Linked DNA regions of Homo sapiens: region 1 is linked to region 2. A link is a contact called in ENCODE Hi-C or POLR2A ChIA-PET data. All regions are on one chromosome and are shown on one strand. Each heading gives the region's core, a stretch centred on a gene start or an enhancer-like site at or near the end of the contact. The rest is flanking DNA. Distances are from core to core; before and after follow the strand shown.

The links. A loop is a pair of places that touch in the nucleus more often than their neighbours do. ChIA-PET counts read pairs that join two places held with the same protein, here RNA polymerase II (POLR2A). Pooled maps may share reads with other maps.
Region 1: a loop to region 2 is called in a pooled map, with 3 times the contacts of the local background. The contact joins two enhancer-like sites. A Hi-C loop is called at or near these places in 4 of 50 pooled maps. POLR2A ChIA-PET finds 5 or more read pairs at or near these places in 3 of 52 experiments (HEK293T, WTC11 and activated naive CD4-positive, alpha-beta T cell).

Annotation. Positions count from the first base shown.
Region 1 is chr10:23,512,019-23,517,087 of GRCh38, forward strand. No RefSeq gene overlaps it. Among named protein-coding and RNA genes, the nearest start is that of OTUD1, 75 kb to the left of the region's middle. RefSeq lists a silencer at 1-112 and an enhancer at 14-1,213. Within about 2 kb of position 2,518, at least 2 of the 41 ENCODE cell types and tissues checked have a DNase peak (open chromatin) inside an H3K27ac peak, as active enhancers do.
Region 2 is chr10:23,410,029-23,414,845 of GRCh38, forward strand. No RefSeq gene overlaps it. Among named protein-coding and RNA genes, the nearest start is that of OTUD1, 27 kb to the right of the region's middle. RefSeq lists an enhancer at 1-467 and silencers at 2,218-2,418, 2,418-2,618. Within about 2 kb of position 2,328, at least 2 of the 41 ENCODE cell types and tissues checked have a DNase peak (open chromatin) inside an H3K27ac peak, as active enhancers do.

The DNA.
Region 1 (5,069 bases), core at 1,268-3,767, 100 kb after region 2:
TGCGTCACTCACGCTGGGAGCTGTAGACTGGAGCTGTTCCTATTCGGCTGTCTTGAAATGTATCCCCCAATTAGCCCTCTTCTTCTTTTCTAAATGGATATGTAGCTTAGTGGAGTACCAAGGACTTGCAACTTGAATCTGATTTTATTTTATTTTTTAAACAAGTAATTATGACTCAAGAGAAGAATCAATGGATATATCTATACTTATACATATACAATGGATATATCTATACTTATACAAAATGAACTCATGTGTATGTTTGTTTTGCTCCCTTAGAAATAATATCCTGTTATTTGTACCAATGTTCCGGAAATCTGCAAGCCTGGTTAACTCAGTAAGAGAATGCACATGGACGCCAGTTCACATTTATTGATTTGGTAGAGAGAGAAAGCAAGAATACAGTAGTCCCAGCATATTTAGTTTTTGCTTTCTGTGGTTTCGTTTATCCTTGGTCAACCACAATCTGAAAATATTAAATGGAAAACTCCAGAACTAAACAATTCATCAGTTTTAAATGTCACGCTGTTCTGAGTAACATGATGAAATCTTGCGTCATCCTGCTCCATCCTGCTCAGGGTGTGACTCATCCCTCAGTCCAGCGGATCCCTTTGGTCACTTAGCTGTCTCGGTTGTCAGATCAACTGTCCTGTTGTCGCATTGCTTGTGTTTGTCACCCTTATTTCACTTAATAATGATCCCAAAGCACAAATAGTGTACTGGCTATTGTTGCTAATCCCTTACTGTGCCTAGTTTATAAATTGAACTTTATCATAGGGATGTGTGTATTAAGAAAACATAGCATATATAGGATTGGGTTCTACTAAGGGTTTCGGGCATCCACAAGGAGTCTTGGAACTTATCCCCTGTGGATAAGAGGGAACTACTGTGCTGTGAGTAATGCCTGTGTCCTGTCACCCTTCTGAAAGGTCACCACAAACGGGGTTTGAAGCAAAGCATTGTCTTGAGAAGAAATAATCAGAATTGACCAAATAATTCACATCATATTGTTACCGGGGGGTCCTTGCTCTCAGAACTCCCAAGATGGTTGTGGGCCACTTCCAAGATGGCAGCAAGCCTCTTGTTCTCTAACCTGGCATTCTTGGCCTCATGGATTCCAAGGAATAGAATCTTGGGCCAGGCGGTGAGTGTTATAGCTCTATTAGAAGCCATGGGTCACGGAAGAGAACCGTAGAACCCAGCAACTAGTATTCAGCTCGATTAGGACGAACCCAGGCACTTAACTGTGCAGCAACAATGGCAAGCCTTTATCCCATTGGGCGCCCCGCTGGATCAGAAGCACAGCAGACACCCTGCCGGATCCGGAGTGGTGAAAGTCAGTGACGGGTCTGCGACAGAGGCAAACAGCAGTAGTGGACGGCGAGTGAAAGCTCAGCTCCAGCCGTAACAAACATGGACCAGAAGAGTGTGCAGCTGCAAGATTTAATAGAGTGAAAATAGAGCTCCCATACAAAGCGAGGGGATCCAAAGCAGGTGGCCATTGCTGGCCGGAATGCCTGGGTTTATATCCTGATCATTGTCCCTCCCCCTGTGCTCTCAGGCAATAGATGATTGGCTATTTCTTTACCTGCTGTTTTTGCCTAATTAGCGTTTTAGTGAGCTCTCTTTACTACCTGATTGGTCGGGTATGAGCTAAGTTGCAAGCCCCGTGTTTAAAGGTGGATGCAGTCACCTTCCCAGCTAGGCTTAGGGATTCTTAGTCTGCCCAGGAAATCCAGCTAGTCCTGTCTATCAATATGACTATACCAGAACGTTTCTATGCCTTTAAATGTCTAAAGAGCTCTCTAGGTATAAGGATTATACAACTATTCTTTGAGTCAACAGAATTTATAAGAAGTTTGAGTTGGGCATGGTGACTCATACTTGTAATCCCAGCACTTCGGGAGGCCAAGGCGGGCGGATCACAAGGTCAGGAGTTCAAGACCAGCCTGGCAAAGATGGTGAAACCCCATCTCTACTAAAAAAAAAAATACAAAAAAATTAGCCAGGCACGGTGGCAGGTGCCTATAATCTTAGCTACTCAGGAGGCTGAGACAGAGAATTACTTGAGCCGAGGAGGCAGAGGTTGCAGTGAGCCAAGATGGCGCCACTGCACTCCAGCCTGGGCGACAAAGTGAGACTCTGTCTCAAAAAAAAAAGTTTGTTTCAAGGTCACTGTGATCTTGAAGCAAGCTGGCACACAAGCAATCTCCAAATGGCTCTTCCTGTGGTCCCAAACTATTGTGAGGTGGCTCAGGAACTCCAAGGGACACCCCAGGAGTATGAAGACAGGAGGACAATCAATGTCCGTGGCTGCATTGTGTGGCCTCTCTGACTTTCTTTCCCTAATGCCTGAGATGTCCATGGGACCCCCACACAGCCCACGACAATGGAAAAGCCTGTTGGGCTGTTTTGCTTTTTCCCATGGTTTAGTTGACTAGCAGGTCTGAGATGGTGCCATCTTTCTTAGAATTGAATTTGTGGTTTATCTGACTCACAAACCATCAATGAATGACGAATTCATTTACAAACACTTGATAAGAATCTACTAGGTGCTTGGGTTGAAGTGACAGAGGCTATTAAGAAATGGTTCCTGCCCTGAAGAAATTTACAGGATGGTGCAGGAGTCAGAGGAGTCAATAAATCTGTTTAATACAATATGATGAGGTCAATGTGGACAGAGAGGGAGCGTGTAGCCAACCTTGGGAATGTTGGGGAGAGGGTCAGAAAGGTGGTCCTGGAAGAAGTGACCTCAGACTTAAGGAATAAGAGATTTGCTGGTTTGCCAAGTAAAGTTTCCTCAACCACAAGAGAAAAGCAAAGCTTAGGTATTCTTTAGTTAGGAACAGAGCAAGAGTAGCTCCTTCCTCTTATTACCCCCATACTACACAATGTAAGGTGTAGTTCTTTTCTTTTCTTTTCTTTCTTCCTTCCTTCCTTCTTTCCTTCCTTCCTTCCTTTCTCCTTCCTTCCTTCCTTCTTTCCCTCACCTCCTTCTTCCATCCTCTCTCTCTCTCTCTTTCTTTCCTTCTTTCTTTCTCTTTCCCTCTTTCTTTTCTTTCTTTCCTTCTTTTTGCTCTCTCTCTCTCTTTCTTTCTTTCTTTCCTCTTTTTTTTTTTTTTTTTTTTTTTTTGAGACAGGGTCTCACTCTGTCACCCAGGCTGGAGTGCAGTGGCATCATCACGTCTCACTGCAGCCTCAACTTCCCCGGCTCAAGTGATCCTTCCTCCTCAGCCTCCCGAGTAACTGTGACTACAGGCACATTATCACTCCGCTTGGCTAGTTTTTTTATTCTTTGTAGTGATGGGGTCTCCCCATGTTGCCCAGAATGGTCTTCAACTCCTGGGCTCAAGTGATCCTCGCACCTTGGCCTCCCAAAGTGCTGGGATTGCAGTCATGAGCCACCATGCCTGGCCTGGTGTAGCTGTTTCTTGAAGCAAACTTTTCCACTTGATTCTCCTGGTTTTTGTTTTCTTTTTATTACTGTGACAACTTAGCCCCTACTAATATGTACAGTCTTATTTTCAGAAGCAAAAGGATTTCATCTTCTGAATGGCTTAGATATTGTATATCATAATTGACATCTAGAAAGTGCATGCTCCATCTTCCACTGCTGGACCAAGGCTGATTTGCCCAGAGAAGATGTCACAGGAGGGTGACAATGGATATTGCATGTTCAGTCAGTCTCCTCTCAGGCAACATATCAACTGGAAAAGACTTATAGTGGCTGCAGTCTGAATCTCAGGCTGGGATCCGGGTCAAACAATGCATCTTATAACTGCAGTGATTAGAGCAAAGCCTTGACCATTTGCTTTGAACTCCATTGATGAGTATAGGAATTCAAACAATGAATGGAAATGAAGGATAGCTTTAGATTGGAGGCATGGAAAATAGATGGCAAGCTCTGAGAGTTTGCAGGGACAAAGTGTTCTTGATCTTCACTCCAGTGAATTGACATCTTCCCACATTTTGAAAATTTTTATTTTTACCATTGAAAAGAAACAATTCAATTTAACGTGACTTCACTGAGTGTTCACTCTTAGGAAGCTACTTTAATGAGTACTGGGTTTAGAAGGATGAAAAAGACTTATTTTTGCTTCAAATTGCTTTCAATGTAGATGGACTCTTGAATGTATAACCATAATGCAATGACAGAGTGAATTTCGCTAATAGGTGAAAAAATTATATTTCTGTGATCTTATTACCCCTGATTCCAAGACAAAGTGTGATAAAATGCAGGAGTCACAGCCAGGCCCATATCTCCCCAGAGCTGTTTGTTCCATAATTTTGCCTGTATGCTACACTTCCAGATCCCAGTCATCATTAATATCTATGGATTTACTTTAGCACTTTTGTGGAATTCTGCAGCCACATGCAGACTCAGCTCCATAATTGACACAAATAGACGGTCTCCAAACTCCCTGTTCCCGGAATCCCCACCTCTGCTCAGTGTCTCCTCACTCCCAACACTAACCTTGGCCCCAGTTTATTCTGTCTTTGATTTGTCCTCTTCCTCTGCCATTCAAAATCATTTATTCAAGTCCTACCATTCTTGAACCTCCGTGGGTTTTAGCAAGGTGTAGCTAAAATAAAAAATGGAAAAAGCGCTCCTTGGAGCTGCAACCTGGGCAATTTAAACCATTAGTGCAAATTTCAACAGTAGAGACAGAATCCTGAAAGAACTGAGGGTGGCAGTAGAGGAACAAGCATGCTATCTGGCCTTGGTGCTGAAAACAGCCAGATACAGGAATTCCAGCTTCATTCAATTTTCTCTCACAGATGGATTATTTCTCTTCACGTTTCCATTTCTCTTCTTTTTACCCCTTTTTAATTCAGCTTTTTGTCTTTTCTCCCTGATTCTCTTCCTCCATGTCTTCTCAACTGCTTTTGAAGAGTGTGCAATTGGAGATATCATTTCTAGTTTTTTTTTCTTCTTTCCATCAAGAAATATTAAATCTGACATCCTATGCCTTTTCATCCACTAAAGACTTAAATAAATAGGCTCTACAAACTTATATAACGAAGTTCATTCTCTGTCATCTTTAATGCAAAACTTAGAGAACTAATAC
Region 2 (4,817 bases), core at 1,078-3,577:
AGACCCCACTTTCTATTCTTCACAAATATGCTTACTACAGTTCACTTAGGCATTCAAACAATTAATGATTGACCTCTCTCAACTGGATAAATACAATATTTATAGGATAATACACTCTCCTTTTAATTGACAAGGTTTTTAGATGGGTCCTAGAAATGTCACTCAAGAAAAGCACTAAAAGACCTTCAGAATCAACATGAATTAAGACGCATCTTCATCACAATAGATACTGAGAATAGATCTCAAGATGTATTCATGAGACTAAATGGAATTTACTTTCTTCCCAGGAAAGTCTTTAGACTGAAAAAGGCAATATGTATGACACGCCAGTTAAAAGAATGCCAGGCCGGGCGCGGTGGCTCATGCCTGTAATCCCAGCACTTTGGGAGGTCGAGGCGGGCGGATCACGAGGTCAGGAGATCGAAACCATCCTGACTAACAGGATGAAACCCCGTCTCTACTAAAAATACAAAAAATTAGCCGGGCGTGGTGGCGGGCGCCTGTCGTGCCAGCTACTCGGGAGACTGAGGCAGGAGAATGGTGTGAACCTGGGAGGAGGAGCTTGCAGTGAGCAGAGATCACACCACTGCACTCCAGCCTGGGCCACAGAGCGAGACTCCATCTCAAAAAAATAAATAAATAAATAAAGAGAGTGTCCTTGGTGGGGCATGGTGGCTAATGCCTGTAACTCCAGCACTTTGGGAGGTTGAGGCAGGAGAATCACTTGAGCCCAGAAGTTTGAGACCAGCCTGAGAAACATAGCAAGACCTTGTCTCCACAAATGATTAAAAAAATAGCCAGGCATGGTGGCTTGCACCTGTGGTCCAGGCTACTCGGGAGGCTTAGGTGAGAGAATTGCTTGAGCCTGGGAGGTCAAGGCTGCAGTGTGTTCTACTGCACTCCAGCCTGGGCAACATAATGAGACCCCCCCTCTCAAAAAAAAAAAAAAAAAAAAAAAAGAGTGTGTCCTCTGGAATAGGACTGTCTTAGATTCAAGTCTCTACCCTGCCACTTACTATGTATTCTATGCTTCAGTTTCTTCACCTGTAAAGTGGTGGAAATAATAGTATCTATGCCATAAAGTGATTGTGAAGTTCAACTAAGTGAATACATGTAAAAATCTTAGAACAGTGGCTGGGACATACTAAGGGCTCAATAAATATTAGTCACTATCATGTGGTTTTTGTCCAAAAGTTGTATTAAAAATAATATTTCCAGCCTGGCATGGTGGCTCATGTCTGTAATCCCAGCGCTTTGGAAGGCTGAGGTGAGTGGATCACCTGAGATCAGGAGTTCGAGACCAGCCTGGCCAACATGGTGAAACCCTGTCTCTACTAAAAATACAAAAAAAATTAGCCAGGCCTAATGGTACACTCCTGTAATCCCAACTACACGGGAGGCTGAAACAGAAGCATAGCTTGAACTCGGAAGGTGGAGGTTGCAGTGAACCGAGATTGCACCATTGCACTCCAGCCTGGGCTACAGAGCAAGACTCCATCTCAAATAACAACAACAACAACAACAACAACAACAATAATAATAATAATAATAATATTTCTGGGCTGGGCACGGTGGCTCACACCTGTAATCCCAGCACTTTGGGAGGCAGAGGCGGGTGGATCACTTGAGGCCAGGAGTTCGAGACCTACCTGGCCAACGTGGTGAGACCCTGTCTCTACTAAAAATATAAAAATTAGCCAGGTGTGGTGGCAACATGCCTGTAATCTTAGCCACTCAGGAGGCTGAGGCAGGAAAATCGCTGGAACCCGGAAGGCAGAGGTTGCAGTGTGCCAAGATCATGCCACTGAACTCCAGCCTGGGCAACAGAGCGAGACGTTGTCTCAAAAAAATAAATAAATAAAATAAAATAAAAAATAAATAAATAAAAATTTCCAGAGCTAACATTAATCAGATAATTTCTCAAGCAGTGGATTGAGAAAAAGTTGACTCCCTTCTCTGCCTGCCATTTTTTTTAAGCTTGTTTGTTTTTAAATAAAGGTCATTTGATCTTGCTTTTATTATTGAGTAAATAGAGATCCACTAGAGTGCCTTTCTCCCTAGCGGGTTTTTCAGTAATATGAAAACTGCTGTGTGGCTAAAACCTTGCTTCTTGGGACGAGTATTTTTTTAAGTATCAAATAATGACCGATAGAATTTAGTGATATACTAAGAATATTCTGCCTTTGTCTTTGCTATCATACTCAGAAAGAATCCATTAGACTAATCAATATAATGTTATGGTTGCCAAGTTGCAAAGTACCATATCCCTAAGGTTGATGCGAAGCGACCACAGTTTTAGCAATGCTTCTTGACTCATCTTTTATCTCTGAGTCATTTGTCACCACCCAAACTCTTGCCAAAGTTAATCCCCTTCTGAGAAAATGCCCAAGTAAATGATACAGTGTGGTATTTTTGAGTCTCTGATCTCACTTCAAGAGCCAGAGATGGAGAAAAATCTCTGTCTGGAAAAAACAAAAAGGAAAAGGAAAATCACAGTCAAAAGGAAGCCCTGCAGAAAAAGAGAAGTTGCTATTTTCCATCAACTATTTTGAGATCATTTGTTTCCCTATCCCTGTGTTCTTTTGTTTTCTAAGCTTAGCTCTGGAGGAGCATGAGTGCCTAGAATGGGAAGGAGAGATCACATTCAGATTTAAAAGAAAAATAGAGGCCGGGCACGGTGGCTCACACCTGTAATCCCAGCACTTTGGGAGGACGAGGTGGGTGGATCAGCTGAGGTCGGGAGTTCGAGAACAGCCTGACCAACATGGAGAAACCCCGTCTCTATTAAAATTACAACATTAGCAGAGTGTGGTGGTGCTGAGGCAGCAGAATTGCTTGAACTCGGGAGGCGGAGGTTGTAGTGAACCGAGATCACCCCATTGCACTCCAGCCTGGGCAACAAGAGTGAAACTCCATCTCAAAAAAAAAAAAAAAAAAGAAACAAACAAAACAAAAAGAAAAGAAAAGAAAGAAATAAATGTTTGAGATGATGGATATGTTAATTACCCGGATCAGATCACTGTACATTGTTTGTATTGCAATATTACTATGTACCCTATAAATATGTACAATTATTACATGTCAATTTCAAAAGTTAGAGAAACAGGAAAAAAAGCAATAGAGCCAGTTAAAGGAAAGTGCCACATTTTGAGGAAGGAGGTAGGAGAATGAAAAAGTTTTGGAGACAAGAGTGTGTTGTGTCATGGAGAAAGAAATGACAGAGAAGAGACCAAGAGGAAAGAGGAAAAGGATGAGAGGGTGATGGAGCCTGAGAGAGTAGAGACTTGTTCTAGTCAGTACTTCAACTGAGCATAATATGCCTCTTCATTCTTTTTTAACAGCTTTATTAAGATATCACTCACAGGGCCGGGCGTGGTGGCTCACACCTGTAATCTCAGCACTTTGGGAGGCTGAGGGGGGCAGATCACCTGAGGTCAGGAGTTCAAGACCACCCTGGCCAACATGGATGAAACCCCGTCTCTACTAAAAATACAAAAAATTAGCTGGTCATGGTGGCAGGTGCCTGTAATCCCAGCTGCTCAGGAGGCTGAGGCAGGAGAATCGCTTGAACCTGGGAGGCAGAGGTTGCAGTGAGCTGAGATCGCGCCACTGCACTCCATCCTGGGTGACAAGAGCGAAACTCCATCTCAAAAAAAAAAAAAAGATATCACTCACATGCCATGAAGTCTACCAGTTAAAGGCGTCTATTCAATGTTGTAAAATATATTTACAGCATTGTGCAACCATCACCATAATCTAATTTTAGAACATTTCTATTGTCCTAAAAAGAAAACTTGTACCTATTAGCAATCACTTCTCACTTCCCCATTCTCCCTCCAGTCCTAGGCAACTGCTAAATCTATTTTCTGTCTCTTGTAGATTTGACTATTCTGAACATTTCATGGAAATCAGATCTTACATTTGTGGTTATTTTTGACTGACTTCTTTCACTTAGGTCAATGGTTTTGAGGTTCATCTATGTTGTAACCTACATCACTACTTATTCTATTGCTAATTTTCCATCGTGTTTTATGTCACACTTTATTTATCCATTCATCAGCTGATGGATATTTGAGTTGCTTTCAGTTTCTGAGTTTTATAAATAATGCTGCTATGAACATTTGTGTCTGATTTTTTGTGTGTACATGTTTTCACTTCTCTTGTGTGTATAGCTAGGAGTGAAATTCTTATGTCAGGCTGGGTGCGGTGGCTCACGCCTGTAATCCCAACACTTTGGGAGGCCGAGGTGGGCAGATCACCTGAGGTCAGGAGTTTGGGATCAGCCTTGCCAACATGACGAAACCCTCTCTCTACTAAAAATATAAAAATTAGCTGGGCATGGTGGGTGCCCGCTTGTAATCCCAGCTACTCAAGAGACTGAGGCAGGAGAATCGCTTGAACCCGGGAGGCAGAGGTTGCAGTGAACCGAGATCACACCACTGTACTCCAGCCTGGGAGACAGAGTGAAACTCTGCCTCAAAAAAAAGAAAAAGAAATTCTTATGTCATATGGTAACTCTCTATTTATCCTTTTGAGGAACTACCAAATTGTTTTCCAAAGTGGCTGTACCACTTCGCATTCCCACCTGTACTATATAAGAGTTCTAATTTCTTTACATACTGGCCAGCACTTCTTATTGTCTTGTTTCTTAGACTTTATTGAGACATAATTCACATACAATACAATTCACCCACTAAACATGTTTAGTATATTCGCAGAGTTATCAACCACCACCATAACCAATTTTAGAACATTTTCATCATCCCAAAAAGAAACCTGTACTCATTAGAAATCACTTTCCATTTCCCCCAACTTTT